Regions from separate parts of the Mus musculus genome. Here all the other regions are linked to region 2. The links are chromatin loops, found by intact Hi-C in ENCODE. Cell type or tissue: heart. All regions are shown on one strand.

Region 1 (8,000 bases), 64 kb before region 2:
GGGAGTGCTGTCCTGGGTGTCCTGGGTCCTGGAATGACAAGGAAGCGTGGATGGGAGGGACATGAGGCCCACGGGTTTGTTTATAGGTCAGACTGTGATAGGTGACCTTACTAGCCTTTAGAACATCGAAAGTTGAAATGTCAAGGGAAATGGGCTTTCAATTGGACATGGAGTTCGTAGGACTCACCACAGGTCTTACAGTCCTTAATGGAAGCACAAAAGAATTAATTATGGTATGCAATCTGACCGTGGGCTGCAAATATTAATTTGGGTCATTCCTAAGGATGTGACCTACTATGGAGGTGGCTACACAAGCCACTGTTAATTACCAAACAAAGTCGTAAACCAAGGCATTTATAAACCAAGGCATATGCCACATACAGGCAGGGACCACGGGTGGCAGAGCAGCTACAAAGAGGGGGAACTGCTGTAGGTTTCAGATGCTGTCTGACATATCCTTAGCTTGTTGCTGGTGGAAGTACATTCTCTTCAATGAATGAATATTTAATGTTTTAGTAGTCACAAAAGGTTTGGTCAGACATGGGAGTGAGCAATGAGTTTTTTTGTGTGACTGAAATAGCTGAAGATAATTTGGCCCTGGTCTACACAGTGTTAAATGTCAACACTCACAATGTTTAGTCTCTTGGCCTTATAGACTCTTCAGCAAAACAGAGTGGCTTTTATTTCTGGAAGCTTTAGCTAGACTCCTTTTGCACTGGGGGCTATGGTTGTGCAAGGTCTTGTCGTTGTAAGTGGTTTGATACAATAGAACTTCATGCAAAGATGGACAGTAGAAGATGTGGCGACATCTCGGTTTTACAGTGCCCGGGGAATATACCTTAAGGAACATTCATGGCGTATGTTGGGTAGCTTATTGTTCCTTTTCGTAGTCTTACAATTTTTACCATTTGCTTAATTGTAGTTAATAAAGCAGACGTTTTCATTAGATGTTCGCGTGCTTCCCTCTAGTGGTTGCATGTGTGAGCAACAGGACAAAGGAAGGCACTTGTATGACATGGCTACACTAATTACACACACATACAGGCATGCACGTGCATACACACATTCACGCATACACACACAGAGGAAAAGAAAAAAAATACCCGATTCACCTCACCCACTCAACAAAACATCTGACCATCCCTCCCTAACATTGTCAAGCTGCAAAAACTGGGGAAAAACAGAAGTATCGTTGCCATCTTCCTCCCCAATCATGCCTGCCCTGTACGCTCAAGTCCTGAATATTCTAAAGCAATTATATGACACTACGAGTAACACTGTATCTATATTAAAATTACATATAAAATTAAGATGTACCAAATGTAATGGGATTTCTATCATATCCCAAAAAACAGTCTAAAAACAAAAGAAGAAAAATCCAAAAGGTCTGCCTTCTCCTGCTCCTGTACATTCAATCCTATTCCACTCTTTAAATACTGAAAACGCTGTATCTTACTCCCTTCCTCTCTCCTCTCTCCGCCCATCTTCTCTTTTGATGGCTTTATTTGGACATGAGTACTGTGATGAGAGTATAAAGTGCCTTTAGTCTCATGTTTTGAACACTGGCCACAGCTTGCAATACTATTTTGAACTATATTATAGGGACTACAGGAAGTTCAACATGGCTGACTGGACTAGATCACTAGGGAAATGTTTACAGGCTACATGTCATGGCTGTGGCCAGGCTCTCTGCTCCCAGACCTGTGCTATGTGAGCACCAGTCGCCTTTCTCAGTCTCCTCCTGCAACACCGTTAGCAGGATGGGCTGAGCTTTCTCCTCAACCAGGAGTCAAGATGAAACCTCGGTCATACATCTTGCCACAATGATAACACAAGTAACTAATATAGACGATTAATATCAGAAAATTGAGGTTATTGATAAATGAAGCCGGACCAAGAGAGGTTTGAACCCTGGGAGATGATTTTTAGGAGGGATTTGAAAGAGATTGGAACTGAGGACTACAGATGTCCTAGATACACTAGTCTTCACTTAGTGGGGGGATGCTGCTGGGAGTCTGGAATCCCAGAATGCCTGAAGAATGGTGGGCCACAAAGACAGCACCCGTGAGGTTTCGGTGGGAACCGAACTCTATTGAAGACTGGACTCTAGACTGTGTATGTCACATTTGTGCAAAGAACCAAGCTACATTTTCCCCTGTGTCCTCAAAGTTGAGTGAGTGTGAACTCTATGGAATTGTTTTGTAGCGGAAGTTTTGACACAGCATAGCATGTGGGCTTCAGCATTGTCATTTCCCAGAGCTTTAAGCCAAACTGACACCAAGATTCAGGACTAAAGATCAGAAAAAGATTTGAGCGCACGCCTTTAATCCCAGCACTCGGGAAGCAGAGGCAGGCGGATTTCTGAGTTCGAGGCCAGCCTGGTCTACAAAGTGAGTTCCAGGACAACCAGGGCTACACAGAGAAACCCTGTCTCGAAAAACCAAGAGAAAAGAAAGAAAGAAAGAAAGAAAGAAAGAAAGAAAGAAAGAAAGAAAGGAAGGAAGGAAGGAAGGAAGGAAGGAAGGAAGGAAGGAAGGAAGGAAGGAAGAAAGAAAGAAAGAAAGAAAGAAAGAAAGAAAGAAAGAAAGAAAGAAAGAAAGAAAGAAAGAAAGAAAGAATTGAAAATGTACAGTGTGAAAGGAGAGTGTCATTGTGGACAAAGCAGATGCAGATAAAATGGCTTTAACTGGCAAAAAGATCAGCACCATTAAACAGAAGATACACAAGGTACTCAGAGACCGGTACAGCCATGGTCCAAGGGACCAGTCACATCTTGGGGTGGCTGCAGAGGCTGGCATTTTCTGTGTGCTGACACCATAGAAGTACTGGGTCAAGATAAAGGCCAGTGTGGATGGAGCACAAGTGGAGTCTGCATATCAGGGGTCCCTTGCAGCATATGCATGGGGCTTTGCATAAAATCTATGTTTGCAATATGGATAGGAGGATGTTGAGAACTGGAATACCTGCCATGGAAAGCTGCAGATACCATGTGGAGCTAGCCCAAGGCATGGTGTGCTGAACAAAGCAAGGCTCCTCAAGCCTGTGGTGGATCGCATTGTGGTAACTTGTGCCACAGAACCACGCCCAGGGCTACAAGATTTAACATTTGTCCTGTTTTGACTTTGTTTGGTCCAATATTTCCTTGCTTCCTCCAATCCCTCCCTTTGGGAATGCTGCTCAGTGCTACCGTATACTAGAAGATCATTTTATGAAGCCAAGTAGCTCAGGTATTGTCTTGAGACTCAGTAGAGACTTTGAACATTGGATATTTGGGTGAGCTGGAGTTTTTATTAATATAGTGGGAACTCTCAGATTTGGATTAGTGGAACTTCTCATTATTAGACAATCATGAGCCTTCAGGGGCAAGAGACAGAAGACTGTGATCTGAGTCTGAAATGTGCCCTACCAAACTCATATTTGGAATGCTAAATTCCCAGCTTCCAGTGCCATTTTTGAAAGCTGTGGAATCACTAAGTGGGGCCTGCAGGGTCAGCAGAAGTCAGCAGAGCCTTTGATGATTCCGGATGAGACCAGTTCTTTGCTCCTGCTGGACCGCACATCAGTAAGGAGTGGAACCTACCTGTCCTGCTCGCCATGATAAACGCAAATCCCTCTGAAACCAAGAGCCCGATTCCAGTTAAAGTCTTTGCTTGTACACACTAGAAAGGGATGTGCCCTTCTGAAGTTTCTGCCACCCTACCTCCCCTGCCATGTGGGATGAAAGTTCTCTGAAGCTGTCCCCAGAATAAACTTGACCTGTCTTGTTTTTCTCTTGTATTTCACCACAGCAACATGAAAGTAACGCCAGCACAAGTGGTAGCCCAAGGTCCTCCTCTCTCTCCACACACTGGCTTTCCAGGCACTCTCTACTCTGTCACTGGACATTTACAAGTTTTTCACTGGCACATAATTATCTCTTAGACAAGTCTGAGTACTAGATAAAACTCTGCATCCGAGCTGAAGCCCTTCCATTTCTAATAATATGAAAGGAAGCCATGGCTGCCTCTTGATAAGGAATGGCTGTAATATGATAGGGAAGCTGACCTTAAACTTGGGACACAGAATCCAAACATGTACTTGTTACGTGATTTCACATTTCTGCCTGTCTGGCATCTGGGGCTGGGACTGTTCAGAACACTCCCTTAGCATGAGGGAGAGCCTGGGTTTGATCTTCAGCAGCTTCCACCACTGCCAAGGGACCTCTCACCTGGTTTGCCTCCTCTCTGGCCTCAGTCTCAACTCTGTTTCTGGCTGGACCATCCACTTTCTCAGAAGAAATGTAGGGTTAGCAAATGTCTTTCCAATCATCAAGACAAGTTACACATTTGAGATTTTTCTGAGGTGTCTGTGACTCCACTGTGTACACTCAACATGTACACACACATGCACATACATGTTCAATACACTCACATGTGCATACACACACACACACTATATATATATATATATATATATATATATATATATATATATATAGTAAGAAGCACATAGACACAGCAGGATCTGGGATGTGGCGAGATGAAACTCCAAAGATGCCAATCATGATTGAGTTCCCACCAGAAGATAAGGGTTTCCCTTGCTGTGTGAACAGATTGACTTCTATGGGTCTCCACTCTCACCCTTGACTTCTGTGACTGGCCAAACAGATTCCTTGATTGATGGTACTTCATTTTAGAAATGCTTTGTTTGTTTTTGCTGTGACATTTGGAAGTGGGTCTGGAAGCCCTCTTAAGTTTGCGGCTCATACTTGGCAAAAAAACCGATCCACTTCTCTTTAATTTCCAGGAGTCACACTGAACACGTTGTGCAATAACTTTATTGGAAATGAGAAATTTATGTGGATGAGCTGACTTTCCCACCCTCTCTGCTGCGTTGCTCACACTGAGTGTGTCCCCCACTCCACTGGTGAGCTGGGCCCCAACACAGACTCCCTCCCTAGGGAGAGTCCACAGGAAGACTCAAGGGATTCCTCTTATCTGCAGAAAAGACTGGAGAAGGGTTACACACAGTCACCCAGGGCCTGTCCATACTCACATGGTGATCCAATATACACATTCTTTAGTCTCCAGAAGACCCTTTATCTGGATGCTTGGTCCCCATCCAGCCCCTGATATACAGAACCTACTTGTGCTGTCTCATAATACCAAGATCCTGGATCCTTTCTCTTAGACTATGTTAAATGCCAAGCAACCTTTGACCTACACATGACATTTTTGACACATCTGGACAATCACAAGAAGTGAAGTGCCTTCAGGTGAATAGTTGTACATTTATTTGGAACCATAAGGATACTTCAGTTCCTTCCTTTCTCCCATTGCTCCCTCCTCCCATCATTCCCTCCTTCTCCCATTATTCTCTCCTTCTCCCCATCATTCCTTCCTTCTCCTTCTCCTTCTCTCCTCCCCATGATTTCCCTCCTTCATTCCCATCATTGTCTTCTCCCCCATCATTCCTTCCTTCTTTCTACCTCCAACATTTCCTGCTCTCCCCATTATAACTTCCTTCTTTCTACCCCCATATTTCCCTCCTTCTCCCCAGACCCCTTTCTTACTCAGGGTGCCTAAGGACAATATATTTATTTCTTACTTTTTTGGTATCTATAACTGAATCCCTGACAGGAGCTATTAGGGGAGGGAGCAAGAACACATTTAGACTCATGTTTGAGAGGGCACAGTCCATAACTGACATGTGGAAGAGTTCTTAGAAGCTAGAGTGACTACAGATCCTCAAATTTCAGCAGAGGATATTCAGGCCAGAATCAGTGTAGGACCAGACACCATGACCCACTTCCTATAACTAAACTCTACCTTAGTGATCTCACAATTTCCCCAAAGAGCACTACCAGTTGAGACCAAGTATCCAGACACAGGGTCTTGGGAGGGATCAGCTCACATTCAAACCATAAGCTTCTAATTTCTGTAAATTTTACTTCCAGATGTCTTACTAACATAAAACCAGACAATTCATTTCTTTTTCTTTGGCATTATAGTTTAATTTTTTTCTGTGTTCATGAGTATAGATATGGGCATGCTGTCATTTTGATTATGTATACAGCATGCAAGGCATTATTCCAATAACTTGTACATACTCATTAAGTTTTCCAAAAAATGATAAGCTATGGTGGTATTGAAATTTGAGAACCCCTGTTATAGGTTATTTAATAAGAAACTAGAATTAGAACAAAAACAAATAATTTTTTCTCTACAACAAAAAGCCTTCATGGAGGAGAGGAAGAAGGGATAAGAGAGAGGATTCCCTACTCCCACCATTTAACAAGGTGTGTTTGTATCCATGTGCCCTGTGCACACACATTCCATGTGGGTGGATTTATACATTGTCACATGTGGAAATTTTCACCTCTGACAGCCTTGTGTTAATTTTTTTTTTTTTTTACTTTAAACCATTTTAGATTTTAAAGGTTTCAACTTTTATATTGAGGTCTTTGATCCATTTAATGGATTTGCTGTATAAGGTGGACAACAGATATCTGGTTCATTCTTTTATATGTGGATATCTAGTTCTAATTAAGAGGCTATTTTCTTCCTATGTATACTTTGGAACCTTTGTAAAAAAATTAAGATGCTATTATTGTGGATTTGTATCTTTTTGTTCCATCGAATACCATCTGATATCATGGTTCATTTCGATCTGGCTTGGTTTGTTTATCTAGGGTCATTTGTGTTTCCATCTGATTTATGTTTTACTTTATTTCTGTGAGTAAGCGCATTGTCTATGAACCTGTAGCTAGAAGGATCAAAGGCTCTAGGAGGGAACCTATAACTGTTACTCTGCTCCATGGATGTCATTAGGAATTAGACCCACTCCCAATGACTTGTCGTGGCATTCATAGATTAAGGCACTTCTCTAGGCCCTTGCCAGAGAAGCCTCTATCTGCAGTGAATGGTGATTAGCTTAGAGGCCCATTCTGGCCAAGGTGAGGGAAATAAGAGACTAAGGAATGCTCAGACATAAAATGAATTTAAGAAAACATTGGCATCTGAATGGGTTGGCATCATATCTGTAGACTGCTTTGAGTGGGCTAACCATTTCTCAACACCAGTTCATTCAACCCATAACTGGGGGAATCTTCTCCTGTCTCTGTTTCTACAGTGTTTCACAGGTGTTCTTGCAGAGCTGTCCTCTGCTTGGCTGGGCATATTCTTGGGCTTTGATTGTTCTTGTTCTTTTTGTTTTTGTTTTTTTGTTCTGTTGGCAGTTGAGAATAGGATTGTTTTTCTGATGTTGTTGTTGTTCTCAGTGTGTTTGCCATTGGTCTACAGGAAGTCTACTGAGTTTTTGTCTGATAATTCTGTTTCCTGCCCCTTTCCTGAAGGAATGCATGAGCTCCAGACATGATTGAATATTTAAGGCTTTGTGTAGAGAAGTATGCCATCTGCAAACAGGTGTACTCCGACTTTTTCCTTTCCTATTTGAATCCCCTTTATTCGCTGTTCTGGTTTAGAATTCAAGTACAATATTAAATAGGTGTGGATGAAGTGGGCCTACTTTTTTAACCCTGATTTTAGTGGAAATGCTTTTAGTTTTTTTTCCCATTTAGCTTGATGTTAACCGTAGGCTTATTAAGTACAATCTTTATTATGTTGAGACCTAAAATTCAAGCTGATAGAGGAAAATTGGAAGAAACACCTCAAAATACCAGCACAGGCAAGCACTTTCTGAACAGCACTCTGGTTGCTCAGGAAATAGCCCATCAGCTGAAAATGGGATTATGTGAAATTAAAAGATTTCTTCATGGCAATGAAATCAATGTATCTAGTGAATGGACAGCCTACAGAATAGGAGAAAAAAGTGCTAACTAAATATCTGACAGAGGTTTATACCCACAATATGTAAGAATTCATGTGTCAATATCCCTAGTAGTTAAAGGCGTCACACTTAGAATACACTATAAGAACTCAAACAAAATAAATGCATAAGTGCTGATAAACCAAACAATTCAATAAATAAATGGGCCAATGAAATGAACAGGCCCTTCTCAA
Region 2 (8,000 bases):
CTTAAAGACCCAGGACAACACCACATGATGCCACTCTGAATCCTGCTGCTTAAAATTTGTAAGCTGACCAATGATCAATGTGCCACTGTTTCTCTGTTGTATGGCTCATGATCTGCTGAGTACACCTCCAACAACTTTTGAGCTGTTTGCATGGCAGACGTACACTTATGACCACACCAGCCTAACACAAATTCATGCAATTACAGGGCAGAGTAAGGAAATCAAAGACCACAACCATCCATAATACAGCAAAACAACTCAAACTTTTACTACCTGTCCATCACAAAATATATCAAGGAAAATTTGAGCAAATATTTTAAAACAGGACAAGGCTAACTGCAGGGCTGGGATTCTTTACTTCCCATTAAGTAGCTGTCTGTACCACTTAGTTATAACCACTTAGCACATTATTCATAGAAACATAAAGGATTCAGAATAATCTAAATACACACTAGGCAAGGCCAGCAGAGAGGAACTTAGAGCAGATAAGCCTGTGAGGTTCTTTATCCTGTAACATTTCACCCTAAAGAGTAACTGAAGCTCAATGGAGGAGTGCATAGGTTTTAACTGTCAATGTGGTATCAACTAGATAGGAAACTTGACAGATCTATTTCTTTACCACAGTCAAGTTTATACAGTTCAAAACTATTCCCCAAATAAAATTACTCTCTACTTAATCCATTTTAAAGTTGAAAAGGTACAGTTTGCATTTGTTAACTGACTCTACCAACATCAAGAGATCTCTGAAAACTCCCTCTGTGAATTACAAAGCTGAGTTGTCTGAAGACTGTAATAGAGAGCACAGGTCACTGCTGATAACCACATCACAAGGGGACAACCTCAAGATGCTCATTAATCAGTCCACGGGGAATTCACACATTCCAACCACATTTCATGGAACACAGAACTCCATTCTCACATCAACTTTTCTCCTTTGCTGCTAAGCAATGGAGAGGAAGTTCTGACACTTTGCCAGACACACAGCTGAAATGCAAACACAAATTAGCTGCTCTTGGTGTGCTGGAGACACCATGGAAGAAGCTATCCAGCTCCCTGATGGTACCCACATGCCATCAATAATGAGTAAGTGTGTCTTAATAGGCCTAGGGGACAGATGGACAGGATCTGTCTGAGAAGATGGCTGGAGGGTCCAGAGTGCATGGGAACCTGTGAAGGGGACATTTTTAAACTACACCAGGTAGAAGTTAGTAACATCTCTGTGCTTTCCCTCTTGAAACCCCAAAGGCTGTGCAAATGCAGTCATCTTAGGCAAAAATTTGGATGACAAATGACTGCCACCAGGGAAGTCAATGACAATTTGTTCTGTGATCATAAAGATCTGTAAGTAAGAAAATGGTAAACATCAAAAAGAAACTCAAGCCGGAAAACGTAAACACTCATGTAAGACTGTAGAGTGATAGGCTACTGCAAACAGGCCATGTTTTAGAAGTTACCATAAGTTGGCATTTATTGTCTTTTATTAAGCAGACTTCATAGGAGGCCTTGAGCTCCTAGGCTCACTCTGAATGTAGGTTGCTCTTGCTGTGGAAAACACTGCACCTCTAGCAAGCTGATGTTAGGAATACACATTACTTTACGATCTAAGACTTGTAAGACTAAGTGGCACATACTATATATAATAAGGTATTAGGAAGCCTGCCACTCACCAAACATTCTAATTACAAGAACTGGGGCTTGCCCTAGATCTAAAGTGGGGTGTTTTAGGGGCCTCGGGTTTTCCTGAGGCAGATCAACAATTATAAGAAACTGGAATCTTGGGAGGATGAACGAACTAGAGAAACAAAGACTTGACAGCCCAGTGCCTGAGTTTCTGAACTGTCTGGGAGAGCATCCAACGTTCCGGCGAAAGGCAGCAGGCCAAGTGCTACCTGTGGCTGTACATGTACAAGTCAGCTAGCCTTCTGCTTGCCCGGTCTTTCTAATACCTATTTCCAGGATGTGGTGATAAAATGCTGCCACCTCTGAGTCAAAATTCAAGCATTTTCTTATCTATCGCAGCAAAGCAAGTCTCAGTAAGCACTGCGAATCCCAGTTAAATCACGGCAGTGACTCAAGTTATTAGAGTGAAGCTTTATTTTTCTGTGGAGACCCAGCTCAGACTACAGGTCCTCCAGCAAGCTTTCCTCGGACCTCGTTCCCAGTGTCACCAGTTCCATCCTGTAGCCTGGGCCGACTCATGTGGCACTATTTACTAAGGGGGTGATGAGCCTGCTTATATAGGCTGGGAGTTCCGTGATGGCAGTGACCTTATGTTACTCCATCGGACGCTTTCAACGCGTAGCAAGGCCGAAGGTACAGAGCAAGTCCAACTCAATCCCAGCTCAACTGAGTCAAGTCTTTGGTAGCACAGCTGTGACATAACTCTGCACTGCCAATCATTAATTCTCAGTGAGATAAAACAGTGCTTTAGAGAAGAACATGTCTAAGCACACACACACATAAGGACTAATTCATGCCAAAAGACAGAGCAGATCGACAAAAAACAAAACAAAACCCAACGTTCAAACTTAAAGCCAGTGTGTCACTTGGTTCCTGCTGCCTGGTAGACAAGTGCACAACTAAAGGTTTACTTTAGGTTGCCAGCTCAGCCAAGCACACTCCCTGATGCATTCTCGCTTCACACCAATGGCTAAAAAAAAAAAGAGGCCCAGTGACTTCAAGTGTGCGACAACTCTCTGGATTTTATGGCCCCGTCGCCCGCAGCTGCGAGGTTAGCAGGTCTGCACCTGTTACAGACAAACGCGCCCAGTCCCTCCGACCCAAGCCCGGGGTTTGCTGGCCGACTGTTCTGGGAGTAGATACGGGCTCCCGAATCCGAGCTGCGGGGTGAGGAGGTCGGGGAGGCCGCCCGCGTCCCCGCCGCACTTACTCAGGCTCGCGGGCGGGCTGCGCAGTCGGCCGCGGGCTCGGAACCCGGCTCCGCGCTGCAGCGAGGCCCCGCGCCGCCCCCGCCGCTCCTCATCGTCTTCCTCCCGCCGAGGGGCCGCCGTCGCCACTGTCTAGCCCGGAGCTCCTGCGGCGCGGCGGGCCCAGCTGGCGCAGCCTCCACTTCCGGCTCGCGCGCGGTGTCCCTGGCAAATAACCCCGCCGGCCCCCACATAACCTGTTCTCCAGCTTCCTCCCGGGAGCGCGAAGCCAACCTGTGCACCCCTATGCGCATGCGCAGGACACTGGGCTCCGCCTTCATGCTACGGTAGCCCGTAGGGGCAAGATACATCTCGGCGTTTCCAGTCAACTGCTGCCTGAACACATTTCGGAGAACAAGGAGTTTCTCTTCTCTCCTCTTCTCCCCTCCTCTCCCAAATGTGCCTGCTCTTGGCTATGCTCTTTCACTTATCTGCACTAAACTTTCTCTTCCACCATGCCTAACTTTCAGGTAGTTATGCCCTTCCTTTTTACTTTTTTTTCCCCCCACTCTGAGGATAAAACAAATTTGGTTCTCCATTAACCATGCAGCTAAAAAGCACATTAGAGCAAGAGCTTTGAATTAACTAATAGCTTTTCTCGGCTCATAATTTGTGGTTCTTTCGTATCAGTAAAGCAGAGCCCGACCTGTGCCTGACGTCGGAGCGCAGGAGCAGTTGAATAAGACACGGATGTGTAAGAGTTGTACAAGCTGTACGAGCACCGCTGATGCTCCTGTACAGTAACGTGTGGCTTTGCAACACCACAGGGAAACTATCGTGAGACTAAGGGAAACTACAGAGAAAATAACTGGCCACACGGAGCCGTAGGATCTGGCCCCACTTTAAACTAGCCCTGGACTGTCGGCCTTGTGAAATGCAGCGTAAACACATTAGACAACCCCTGAAAGCAATTGACACTCTAGTGTCTCACCAGGACTGCAAAGTTTCACCTTCAAAGAAAGTGTTCCCCACACTTTGCCTATAATTTCTGAACTCTTATTGGTGGAGTAGGGCAGGTCATAGCCACCAATGCCAGTGGAAAGTAAGAGTTTCTGAGACGTGGAGCGTACGTTTATACTTCTATTTTGAGTATCTAGTATAGTTATTGAGTGACAGTAAGGTGTTCAATAACACTATCAGCTAGCTTTATTCCAAATCACCGAGCACCATTGAAAAGCCTTTAGTCCATGTAAGTATGTTTCTGCGCCATGAATTATTTATTACTATGTAATACATAATTATTTTTATTATTATGTATTATTTCTGCACAGTGAAAAGGCTACCAAGAACACAGAACCTGAATTAATTTTGCAAAAGTCTTTTTCTGGAGCCCTAGACTTTTTAGGTGGGAGGATTCTCTTCTGTCCTGGAAGTCTTCAGAAGCCAGTCCTGTCAGGGCAGCAACCCAGGCTCCAAGTTCCTCAAATTCGGCTCAACGATGACATCCAGCGGCGAGGGACCGAACATCCTTTGCTACAGGCAGAGACAGTGGAGGCGCGCTGCGCAGGCGCTCTGAGCCGCCGCGCCGGCCCGCCCCTGCCTCGCCTGTGCCTTTAAAAGCCGGCAGGCTCGCCTGTTCCCACTGCGCCTGCGCGGCAAGCAGCTGGCGGAAACGCCCGGCCGGCTTCTTGTGGCGGCAGCTTCCGGTCGGAGTGGGGCGGGGCAACCTCTGCTAAGCAAGTGGTGTGGCGGGTTGGAGGAGGCAGGGAGGTTCTTGGTCCTAGGGAGGCTGCGTCCTTCCCGTGCTTTGTCCCAGCGTCACCACCCGCCTTCCACGGTGCAGCCGGCTCGCTGGGGACTGATTTCAGGTGGCAGCCACCGGGTGAAGAAATCGTGTCCTGATGCTTAGTTGTATCCGCACGCTGCCCTGCCCCCTGCCACCTAGCTACCTGGGACCTGCGCGCTCCCCCAGCTCCTTCATTCGGCAGGGTTGGGGTTCACGGGCTGCTTAGGTAAGCAAAGCACTAATGCAACAGGTATGGAGGCACCTTCCAAAGCCTGTGGTCATCGACTTTACCACGAGTTAAAATGTTTGAGTGCATTTGAACTTCAGCACCTGAAGCCTGCCAACGAACTTAATTGTTTTATTGGGGATGGAAAGCATAATATCAAACCTCCGAGTGATAAAACAGCAGAAATTCAAATAGTTAACTCCTGTAGTTGGTGTTGAACAAAATGTGTGTGTTTGATAGCAATTTGAATTCTTGGTTTTCTGTGTTGATAGTTGTTTTAAGATGCTCGTGTATTCACACCATTGCCTACAATACACTATTATTATAAACGCAACTTGAATCGTTTGCTCCAGCTCGTTGAGAAAAAGTTCGAGACTATATGTATTCTCCAGATATACCTATAGAAGTGCACTTGTATTGGGACATTCAGAAAGTATTTAATACACGTCATCTTACATGCGTTGTACAGAAATTATAACTGTAGTATTATGCACCACCATGTACCCACTTGAAGGACCCAGGTGGCTGGTGCAGTCAGTTATGCAAACCAGCTTCAACAAGGGAAGCAGTTAACCAAAATTGTAGTTACAGATGTCAGAAGATACAGTCCCAGGTGGCTTATCTTGATCTGACCTGCTGATTTAGTTGTGTTTCCTCTGTGAAAAATACGACTTAGAAGTGATGTTTGTTTTGTCCTCTATAAGCTACTAATGCTGTGAATAGTTTCCAGAGCAGGCTGAACTATGTTTGATGTCTATTTAACCAGCCCAGCCCTGATCCCCTCCTCCTTTTTCCATAAAGCATTTAATAATTAGTTCCACAAACAAATTTGAGCTATATGATATTCATCACTGGGAGCACAAATTGCCACTTGATGTGAGACTTTTCTTTGTGGAGTAGGGAAGTAGAGTATGAGGAATTTCATAATCTCCACTGCCTGGCCAGATACTGTTGTCTGAAGTCACATAATAAAGCATTAGTTGTTTTTCCTGGAACATGCATTTTACTTGAAATTATTTTTAGAATACTTGTTTGACTATTATATAGTTTAAGTTGCATTAAAGTAACTGACATGCATTCCTGTAGAACATGTAGGGATATTTAAAACTTTGCAAAACTTCACACTTGTGTTAATATATGTTAGGGAACATTCTAAATCCTGTTCATTCATTTCCTTGATTTCCAAAACCTTTGGCGAAAAGGCAGTGATTACTAGGGTTGGGATTTTGATATTTGGTAAAGCACTGTGTTAGCATAGTTTGATCTCTTTGTGCCTTTTGTTCTTTACAGTGTATATGCTGTCGTCATAAAGCAGAAGCAACCCTATCATACTGCCTGGCTCATGTGTAGTCACTGAATATTTGGGAAATAGCAGGCAGAAAAATATGAACAAAAATTATAAATTAGGGCAGTGGTGGCACGTGCCTTTAATCCCAGCACTTGGGAGGCAGAGGCAGGCAGATTTCTGAGTTCGAGGCCAGCCTGGTCTACAGAGTGAGTTCCAGGACAGCCAGGGCTACACAGAGAAACCCTGTCTTGAAAAACCAAAAATAAATTAATTAATTAATATTTGTATATATATGGTAAAAATAGGTAAAAATGATGCTGTTTTGGGGTCTGATTTCCAGTTGAGGTTTGAATGGCAGAGGGGTTTGCCCCAGCTGTCAATGAAGGGATGAGGTAAATGGAGACATAAGCCTTTTGGCTGGAAGAGAAGGATAGCTGTTGTTTGTCTTTGTCAACTGTGGTTCAGATTTCAGAATGCCCAAGAAATAGGACTCCAGTTCAGTGAGCAAGTGATTTCTTAGAATCGTTGATGGCAATTAGTTTGTCTTAGGTGCTGTATAATTACCCAAGAAACAAGAAACATAAACAGACTTTACTTTTAAACCTTAGAAATAAAATTTGCCACAACTGATTTGACTTCCATTACTAAAAATAATACTTTTGTATTCGGTGCTAAATAGTCAGTAGCTAGAATACCATTGAATGTTAACATTTAAGATAAGTTGATAGGCATAGGAAATGAAGCTGAGACTTGAGAGGAAGTGTTGGTCAGGACCAGAAGGAAAGCAGCTACCTGTGTATCCACTTATTGCATTGACCTGTTATTAAGTAAACTTAAGAGTTATTATGATCTAAGTCACCTCTATAAGCACTTTGTTTTAAATGTTTATAAATTGCCACTGCCACTTAAAGTTACTTTTCCTTTTGCTTTATCAGTTCAAACCGGAGGATTTGTTGTCGCTTCTATGGCTTCCTCACAAACTTCACAAACTGTTGCAGCTCATGTCCCCTTTGCAGACTTATGTTCCACACTAGAACGGATACAGAAAGGTAAAGACCGTGCAGAAAAAATCAGGCACTTCAAGGAGTTTTTGGATTCGTGGAGAAAATTTCATGATGCCCTTCATAAGAACAGAAAGGACGTTACAGACTCTTTTTACCCTGCAATGAGACTCATTCTCCCCCAGTTAGAAAGAGAGAGGATGGCTTATGGAATCAAAGAAACCATGCTCGCTAAGCTCTACATCGAATTGCTGAACTTACCACGAGAAGGCAAGGATGCCCAGAAGCTCCTCAATTACCGAACCCCCAGTGGAGCTCGCACGGATGCTGGGGACTTTGCCATGATTGCATACTTTGTTTTGAAGCCAAGGTGCTTACAGAAAGGAAGCTTAACCATACAGCAGGTAAATGAACTCTTAGACTTAGTTGCCAGCAATAACTCTGGCAAAAAAAAAGACCTAGTGAAAAAGAGCCTTCTTCAGTTAATAACCCAGAGTTCAGCACTGGAGCAAAAATGGCTGATTCGCATGATTATCAAAGACTTAAAGCTTGGCATCAGTCAGCAAACAATATTTTCCATTTTCCACAATGATGCAGTTGAGTTGCACAACGTCACCACAGATCTGGAAAAGGTCTGCAGGCAGCTGCATGACCCCTCTGTAGGGCTTAGTGACATCTCTATCACTCTGTTTTCTGCCTTTAAGCCAATGCTAGCTGCTGTAGCAGACGTGGAGCGTGTGGAGAAGGACATGAAGCAGCAGAGTTTCTACATCGAAACTAAGCTTGATGGTGAGCGCATGCAGATGCACAAAGATGGCGCGCTGTACCGGTA
Region 3 (8,000 bases), 410 kb before region 2:
TTATAGTCCTGGGTAGTATGAAAATAAAACAAGATTTAAAAAAAGAAAGAAAGAAAGAAAAAAGAAAAGAATGAAAGACAAAGAAAAGAAACAAAAGAAAAGAAAAGAAAAGAAAAAAAAACCAGAAACAGGTCACGAAAGCACCAGGGAGACAGATAATAGAAACCAAAGCAGCCAGGCTTAACCACTTATGCCAGTGGCAAAGTTCCAACAATTGTGATGCGCGTGCTTAATTTTAAATATATTTGTGGTGGCAGGCAGTTTATTGAAGCCTTGAGAAGCTGGGCTGCAGCTTGTGGGTTAATCAGGACCTGACAACTCATTACTTGCTGAGAAATCTTAGTCTTCACATTTACATGAAAATGACTTAATCAGATTCTCCTCCGTAGATTAGGACTAAATGGGTGTTATCAGAGAATGTGACAGATTCGGGCATAATCGGAAATCTCCACAGGCACTTGGACTGAATTGTCCTGGGCTCTGTATGGGACAGAACAAAATCAATGAGCACATGGGAGGGGGCAGAGGGAGGCCGGGGGTAGGGGGTGGGGGTGGGCAGAGATGGATTTTGAGACTACAGGCTGTCTACATTGTTACTGGCATTAGAAAGCTAACATACAGGAAAGGGTTAGGACAATCTTAACTCATTCTCCATCTAAATGGCATTTTCTGCATCTCTGCAGAAATCGTACACACACAGTTAGGTTAGTGCCCAGAGAGACACTATTAAGTACTAAGTACTAAGTTCTAAGTACTAAGTACTTAGTATGGAGCCATTGGTGTCTTGAGGCAGACTGAGATTTATAAGCAGCTGATCTACAGATCTTGCCGGTTCTGGAAAGATCTCTCCACTCAGTCAGGACAACAGAAAAGGCACAACGAGTGTGAAAATGCAGTCAGAGGAGGAGGAGGACACGACTCTTCTTAACGTACAGACAGGACTTACTGTGGGTATAAGGGGAAAGCAGGTGGAGGGAAAAGCCCAGACTGAACATGTCTGGGAGACTAAACCAGGCCATGAGAGGAGGGGAGAGAGGGAAAGCAAGACAGGAGCCCCTAACCAAAAGGAGCAGCTAGGGCCAAGAGGCCAAGACATCAGAGTACCCACAATGGCTGGATTGTGTTGGGATCAGGCTAAGGGAAGGGAAGGGAAATGCAGCACCCTGGGAGTGAGAGGAGGAGGGGGCAGGGTAAAGAGTGCTGGGAGGGAGCTGGAGGTACTGAGGCATGCTGGGAAAGCTGGCCAGCATCTGCTTTGGTTTGTTAATGGGCACCTCAACTAGCCATTTGTCCCAGGTTCCTGAGACCCAACACATCATTGCGAGCCCTTGTCTATCTGCAGAGTCCTTACTAGCTTACACTTCATTCTGAATTTGGGATTTTGCTAAATATGACTAAGAATGTTCCCAAGAAGAGACTGAACTCTGTGAAGCTCAACCTCAGCCATCGCCACGGCCAGAAGCTTCTAGGGATCCATCACTTGCAGCCTTTGTGGTCCACAGTGGGGACCCAGGGTGCATGGCAGCCCTGTGGTACTCACGTGTATCTGGTCATTTCCAAAGCGCTTCTGAATTTCATACAGCAGGCTGCTGTCATTAAGCTCACTGAGTGTGGCTAGGTCATCGCTGGGAGCTGGAGGCATGACCTGGACCTGTGGGGTGGGACAAAGGCCAGTCTCATCAACTGTGGTCACTTTCTGATCAGCTCTTCACAGGTGCATGTTCCGACTTCAGGAACTTCTCAAAGTTCTGAGACCACGTGGATATGAAACCAATGTTAAAAGGGGAGATGGTTTGAGGAAGAGAGGACCATTCAGATCAGGGTCTGTGTTCCACGTTCCATAACTACAAGTCTCTCTCTTTCTCTCTCTCTCTCTCTCTCTCACACACACACACACACACACACACACACATCACCTTGTGCCAAGTTCCTTATGCCTTGAAGACCACCATCATGTTGACTGACCTTTCTTATCTCCAAATTTTAAGTCAGATCTGTGTGTCCCTAATCTTTGAAGGGATCAAGTTACATTCAAGTATTTGTTAGCTCCCAGAGCTAAGCCTTTGAGACTGTTTTGGGCATAGAAAGGCAAGGGGTTCAGGTTCTGCCTTCTGAGGGGACAGGGTCAGGTTTTCAGGATAGACCCCAGATTTGGGGCTTGTGATTTTTATTCTGTTTTACATCGATTTTAAGATTAAGGTGTCTGTGAGATTAGGTAACTGGCAGAAGGGAAAAAAATAATCACACTCATCCCTTTAAAACCAAGCAATATTTCAATAACTACTTCAAATAGATTATTTCAAGATAAGTATTTCAAATAAATCCAGATGGTTGTGGTCTTTTAATTAGATGGAAACCAGCAGTCTCCAAGTGAGAAATGCACAATGCTTAATCCACCGGGCCCAGAGCGTGCTCTAGTAGCAGATGCTTGACAGATAGTACAGAGCAGCCTTGGCTGAGAAATAGAAGAATCTGTGTAGGGTCCTGAGAGCCCAGGACACACAGGAAACCTAAGCAAGTTTGCTTGTGGTCTCTGTTTCTGACATAGCCTGTGTTCTCCTTGAATTTCATATCTACATTGCACACGTATTATTTATCCTGTGTTCTTTTGCTGAATAATTTAAATATAATCATCACTGTTTATCTGGTGGGAGTTATCTGCAGAGTGAAATCATAACACATCTTAAAACACTAGACTTAAGAATGTGTTCCCCAGAGCTGGTGAATGCATCATAAGACATGCTCTGTCTCTCAGGCTGCACGTTGCCCAAGTACACTAGCAGCGGAGGTGGAGGCTCTGCCTTCAGTATCTCAAGGTCAGGAGGGCACAGTGCTGCATAACCCACTTAGAAGACGCCATGGCTAGGAGTTCCTGGGCATCGGACACTGATCCATTTCTCGACATGAGAACACAGTATCCCAGGGGAAGCATAGTTACTCACTGAAAAACCAAATGGCACAATATTTCTGATCTCAAAATTTCCAACAACCAGCCACCTGACCCTAAGACTCACACTCGACTCATGGGAAGAACTTGGTCCACTGTCAGCTCTGCAGCTGAGCATGGAACTCTGGTGTGCTTAGTTACGCAGCTCAAAAGAGCTCTGTGGCAATGGCCACACTGTCAACTTCCCTGAGGGACATCCTGGAGGGAGGAGGGGGTGGGGAAGTGTGGACATTAGTGGATAGCCCCTTGCTAAATAAAGACACTGTCAGTGAAATGCTTGAGGGAGTTGAGGGCTAAGTAGGAAGAGTAGGAACAGGGTCCACAGACTGAACAGAGACGGGCTCAATCTGAATACTTGTCAGGGTTGATAATTAAAGAAGAGAGAGGGGACATCAGAGGAAAGGACTCTAAGAGGAAACATGGGGAGTAGAAGGTACCTCCCTAGTAGATGCAGCAGATGCTTGCCAAAGGCAGGTCAGAGTGACCAGCCCCATACAGCAGAAGCTGCAGGTAGAGTAATCTGATTCACTACTCAACAGGATTTCAGGCTGATAATGGGGAAAGCTGGTTTTTCTATAGCCACGTGGTTGGTGACTCTTTATTTTCTGGTCCTTACAACCAAACACCAATGAACAATGGCTTAAAAGAAGTATTTGGCCTTAGAAGGCAGAAAAACAGAATCATTGCTGGAAAGGAAGCTGTGGCCGTGAGGGCAGCTTGGTCTACTGCGTCAAGGTGTCAACCAGGAGAGGGGAGAAGGCAGAGCTCAGCTGTCTACCTTCTCGCTCAACAACTTTTATCCAGTTGGATGAAACCACCCACTTATGGGGGATCCTCTCTCTTCAATTACAATTCTCTGGAAAAACCCTCACAGGCATCCCCAGAGGTTTCAAATCCCATTGAGCTGACAGTGAAGACTGACTACCAGAGTAAGCCAGAGTAAGTTGGCCTAATTACCACTGTGTAACAGTCAGAGAAGAGAGGGCAGCGTGCGATAAGCAGCTCCAGGACCACATTCACAAGTTCGCAGTGTTCCTAGCGTTTCTACTCTCTGACAGGCTTTATGCCAGTAGCTTGATGCAAAGACAGAAAAAGAGGATAAAAGGAGATGTTATCTTTCATCTCTCTGTGTTCTCAGTCTGCTGGAGGGGCCAGCAAGTACATAAATAATAAATTACAAGTGTAGAAAATGCACAGAAGTAAGCAGATGTCTGAAAAAGTTTGCTCTGTGGTGATCTAGGCTGCCCTTGTCTGTGGGCTGTGCTCAGGTTGAAAGTGGGAATCATTTGGAAGGACAAGTCTCTTAGGATGAAGGAGAAGAACCAGGATGGTGTGTGGGAAGCCCTTGAGGACTGGTGTGGCTGTGGGTAGAATCAAAGGGTAGCAGGTATGTAGAAGGCATGAAACTGAAGAGGCTAGGAATGGCTGCTCAGTTCCAAGGGTGATGGAAGGGTGCCCAGGGTGTTAAGTGGCTGGAAGAGAAGATTGGCTTTACTTTGTGACAGTGTCCTTTCAGCAGTTGGTAAAGGTAACAGGCAGAGGTGCCAAGGCCACTTAGCAATTGCCCAATGCAGGAGGTTCACAAAGGGAGTCAGGAGAGGAAATAGAGCTGGACATACTCACTATGCTACCTAATTCTTTGTCAACTTGACACGAGCTAGAGTCACCAGAGAGGAGGGAACTGCAACTAAGAAAATTCCTCAATAAGAACGGGTGGTAAGGCATTTTCTTAAATAGTGATAGATGGGGGAAGCCAGTCCATTGTGGGTGGGGCCATCCCTGGGCTGATGGTCCTAGGTTCTATGAAAAAGCAGACTGAGTAAACCAGAGGGAGCAAGCTAGTAAGCAGCACCCCTCAATGGCTACTATATCAGCTCCTGCCTTCAGGAGTCCTGAAGAATCAGGTTCCTGTCCTGTTTGAGTTCTTGCCCTGACTCCCTTCAATGATGGACTAAGACAAAGATGGAAGTGTAGTCGTAGTTGGTCATGGTGTTTGTTATCATGTCAATAGAAACCCTCACTAGGACCAAAAGACAAGGGAGGACTGCTGTGCTCAGTAACTCATTGCTACTATGGATGTTATGTCTTTCTGAGGATTAAGTTAGATTTGTTGAAGGTTTTCTTGTATCAGTGAACTGTTTTGTGTAACAGGAATCTATAAAAAATAAAGATGAAACAGTATATATTTTCTAGAAAGAAAAGAGATCCTAGCAGAAGTCCTTATATGGAGAGATAGCAAATGAAACTTATATGTGCAAGCACCTATAGAGGTCAAAGAGGGTGTGCAAAGTTACAGATGGTTGTGAGCCACTTGATGTGGATGCTGGGAACAGAACCCAGGACCCATTTCTCCCACCTCTATCATCATCAGGATCTTATTTTAAAGTCTTTGTGAGCATCCTACTACTGCCCACAAATACAATCTCATGTATGGTATAGATATTCATAATAAGAATGTAGGTATGGGTATATATATATATGTATAAAGACAGATTAATAGACATATATGATATGATATATTATATAGTACATATGATTGTAAGAATGTGGAACATTCAAAATTAAAGCCCAAACTTTCTGCAAGTTAGTATGCATTTTTAACTCTAAAAACGAGAAAGAGAGAGAGAGAGAGAGAGAGAGAGAGAGAGAGAGAGAGAGAGAGAGAGAGAGAGAAGACCTATTTTACTCAGGGACAAGGCTAGGATGTTCAAGTCAGTTTGTACTGCAAGTAGAGAAAGCATGGCCGGTATTGACAGAGAGCCCACAGGAGCAGTTCTCGGCATCCAGCTGGAAGTGTCCAGGTTCTTGCCCCTAGCCACACATTTGCACTGGGTTGAGGAAAATGTTCTAGAATAGCAGGTGAAACAATGTGCTCGTTGGCTGGCTTACACTAAAACAGTGACTCACGTAGCACCGGAGACCTTCAGGGCGGGCAGCTCCTTGTAGTTATAAAGATTTCACAGTCAACAGAAGAGAGTTCTGATGCTCGATTCTAGGCAGCTTTAGAAGGCATGGGTGCCTTACAGAGATTCTGCACAAGCCAGTTTTTCTATGCCTTTTGCAGAGGATCGATGCAACCAGAGATAGTCACTAACTACCCATCTGTGGAGTTACCCTTTGCTAAAGCTACATTTTACAAAAATCCAGAGGAAGAGGTACTAAGTGGTTTTGTTTTAATTTTCAAAATTTTCTACATTACATACTTATTTCTAAACTGGTACTTTGTACTTTGTTGCGTTGAAAAGTCTTTTCCATGGCTTTTGTATGGAATGTGACTGCATGACCCAGCCATCTATAGCTTGGCTTCTTCTATGAAGAACCGTCCAGTGGCTGATTGCCTGAAGCATCTGTGATCTGGCTTGCAGGGAAAATCTTAATGGGTTTAGTAAGTGTTACAGGTCAGCAATCTAAAATCCCCACCATATCCTCCAAAAAGGAAGGAACAGAAAATGATCATGGTGTTCTTATATCAAGGATACCTAAGAGATGACAGTAAGAACACAGAAACCACCCACAAGGAAGGTCCTGCCGGATGCTGGGAGGCTGCAAAGCCTTCTTAGTTTTAAAGAACATGTTTGAACATAGGTGAGCATAGCTCTGTCGTTCACAAAGCACCAGGCACAGAAAATCATTTACTTCTGTCACAGAAAGGAGAAAACTTAAACTCATAACCGTCCAAAACAGCAAAGCAATCGCCCCTAAATCAGGCATTGAGTCTTAAGTGATCACACACACACACACACACACACACACACACACACACACACACACACACACACACACCATAGCTTCTTTTAAAAAGAAATGCCTCTCAGTGCATCTTTGACCAATGTATATGTATTTGGAGAATTGGAAGAAACAGAAAAAGAGAAAAAAATACTACTTAATGATCAAAGACACCTAAAAATATACTGTAAAATTAAAACTTCTCTAAAATTAAATAGCAATTGTATTTATTAATGACCTACAGTAGAATTGCCACATTGACAGGAATTTTAAACAGACTCTAGCCTATGCACTTTTATTTTGTCTTTGAATAAAAGACAGGTCAGCTTTGAATGCTGTAGGTTTTCCCTGTGACCCTGCGAAGTTACCTGCTCTGGCTTGCCGCAGTTGCTTGTCATGCTGGTCTCAGGAGGGCCATCCTGGGACTCCTGCTTGCACAGACCTTTCGTTGTGTCTTTGAACATAATGTCTTTTTCCAGTAAGCTGTCCTGCTTGGCGATTGGTAGCACCAGGGGACTTCTACAAGAAACAATCAATACCAAAATTAGTTTTCTTCTAACATTGCTGTTTCTATCAAAAGCTACGGGAGCCTGGGCTACAGAAGGTATGTTTACTCAGATAAAAACATGTCCTGTAAGCTGCAGGAAATGTAAAGTTTTCTCTTCAGCCCACCTATCATTTAGATTTACTTCTGAAAAAAAAAAGCATTCATTTTAACTCCAAAAGAAAATGTTTACCAGGATACATTCAACTGTAATAGAAAGATCAATAGGTAATTTAAAAGCTGTTTGAAGTGCACAACTGCACTAGGCGCTGAATTTAAATGTGAAAAGGGATTTGTAAACAAATGAAACAAGTTATACTCATAATTAAAATACAATGGGTATAAGATTTAATGTACAGAGCCATAGGCAATATTTTGAGTTTGTATTGCATGTTAGAATAAAAAAGTTAAGTGTTAAGAATTGCCATATTACAAACAGAAAAATGCTTGTAACTTTCAAATAATTCAAACAAGGCAAAGAGGGTTATATAAACAAAAGCCACTGCAAGCCCTGAGTTCATAATATTCACCACCAAATAATTACTGAATTTGCAACATGATGCTTTACAACAAAGTTTAAGAACAATCTCCTTTAATGTTAGCACTCAAGCAGAAATGCACGCCCATTTTGTCAAGTGGATGCACGCAAACAGTTGTGTCATCTGATGTATAGGAGCAGGGATAACTCTGGTTAGAGCTGAGTGAACTCATTCTGTTGAGTTTTAAGTTTATCTGTCTCATATGCAGTAAAATTGATTTGTTGTATAGTACCATGCTCTCTTG

The links. Hi-C counts contacts between places; a loop is a spot of excess contacts. Peaks named below come from ENCODE experiments on the same cell type or tissue, not always from the same donor. Only the 100,000 strongest peaks of a DNase experiment are listed, where the experiment ranks them.
Region 1: a loop joins it to region 2, with 11 times the contacts of the local background. A loop is called at or near these places in 7 of 42 quality-filtered maps.
Region 3: a loop joins it to region 2, with 4 times the contacts of the local background. A loop is called at or near these places in 4 of 42 quality-filtered maps.

What each region holds. Positions count from the first base shown.
Region 1 is chr8:10,037,052-10,045,051 of GRCm38, reverse strand. No RefSeq gene overlaps it. Among named protein-coding and RNA genes, the nearest start is that of Tnfsf13b, 34 kb to the right of the region's middle. In heart, a CTCF peak has its summit at 969 (motif pointing left); a DNase peak (open chromatin) is centred at 4,031; H3K27me3 peaks cover 353 bases.
Region 2 is chr8:9,972,910-9,980,909 of GRCm38, reverse strand. It overlaps Lig4 (ligase IV, DNA, ATP-dependent), which reads left to right and starts at 4,599. Exons shown (of 2, transcript NM_176953.4): 1 at 4,599-4,879; 2 at 7,103-8,000. The coding sequence starts at 7,132. Abhd13 (abhydrolase domain containing 13) reads right to left here and starts at 3,193. Exons shown (of 2, transcript NM_001081119.1): 1 at 2,891-3,193. In heart, a CTCF peak has its summit at 4,381; DNase peaks (open chromatin) are centred at 3,169 and 4,419; H3K4me3 peaks cover 3,780 bases; H3K27ac peaks cover 2,107 bases.
Region 3 is chr8:10,383,780-10,391,779 of GRCm38, reverse strand. It overlaps Myo16 (myosin XVI), which reads right to left. Exons shown (of 35, transcript NM_001319151.1): 10 at 7,042-7,192; 11 at 1,541-1,651. Among named protein-coding and RNA genes, the nearest start is that of Gm51561, 42 kb to the left of the region's middle. In heart, no CTCF peak of the experiment used is centred here; a DNase peak (open chromatin) is centred at 4,419.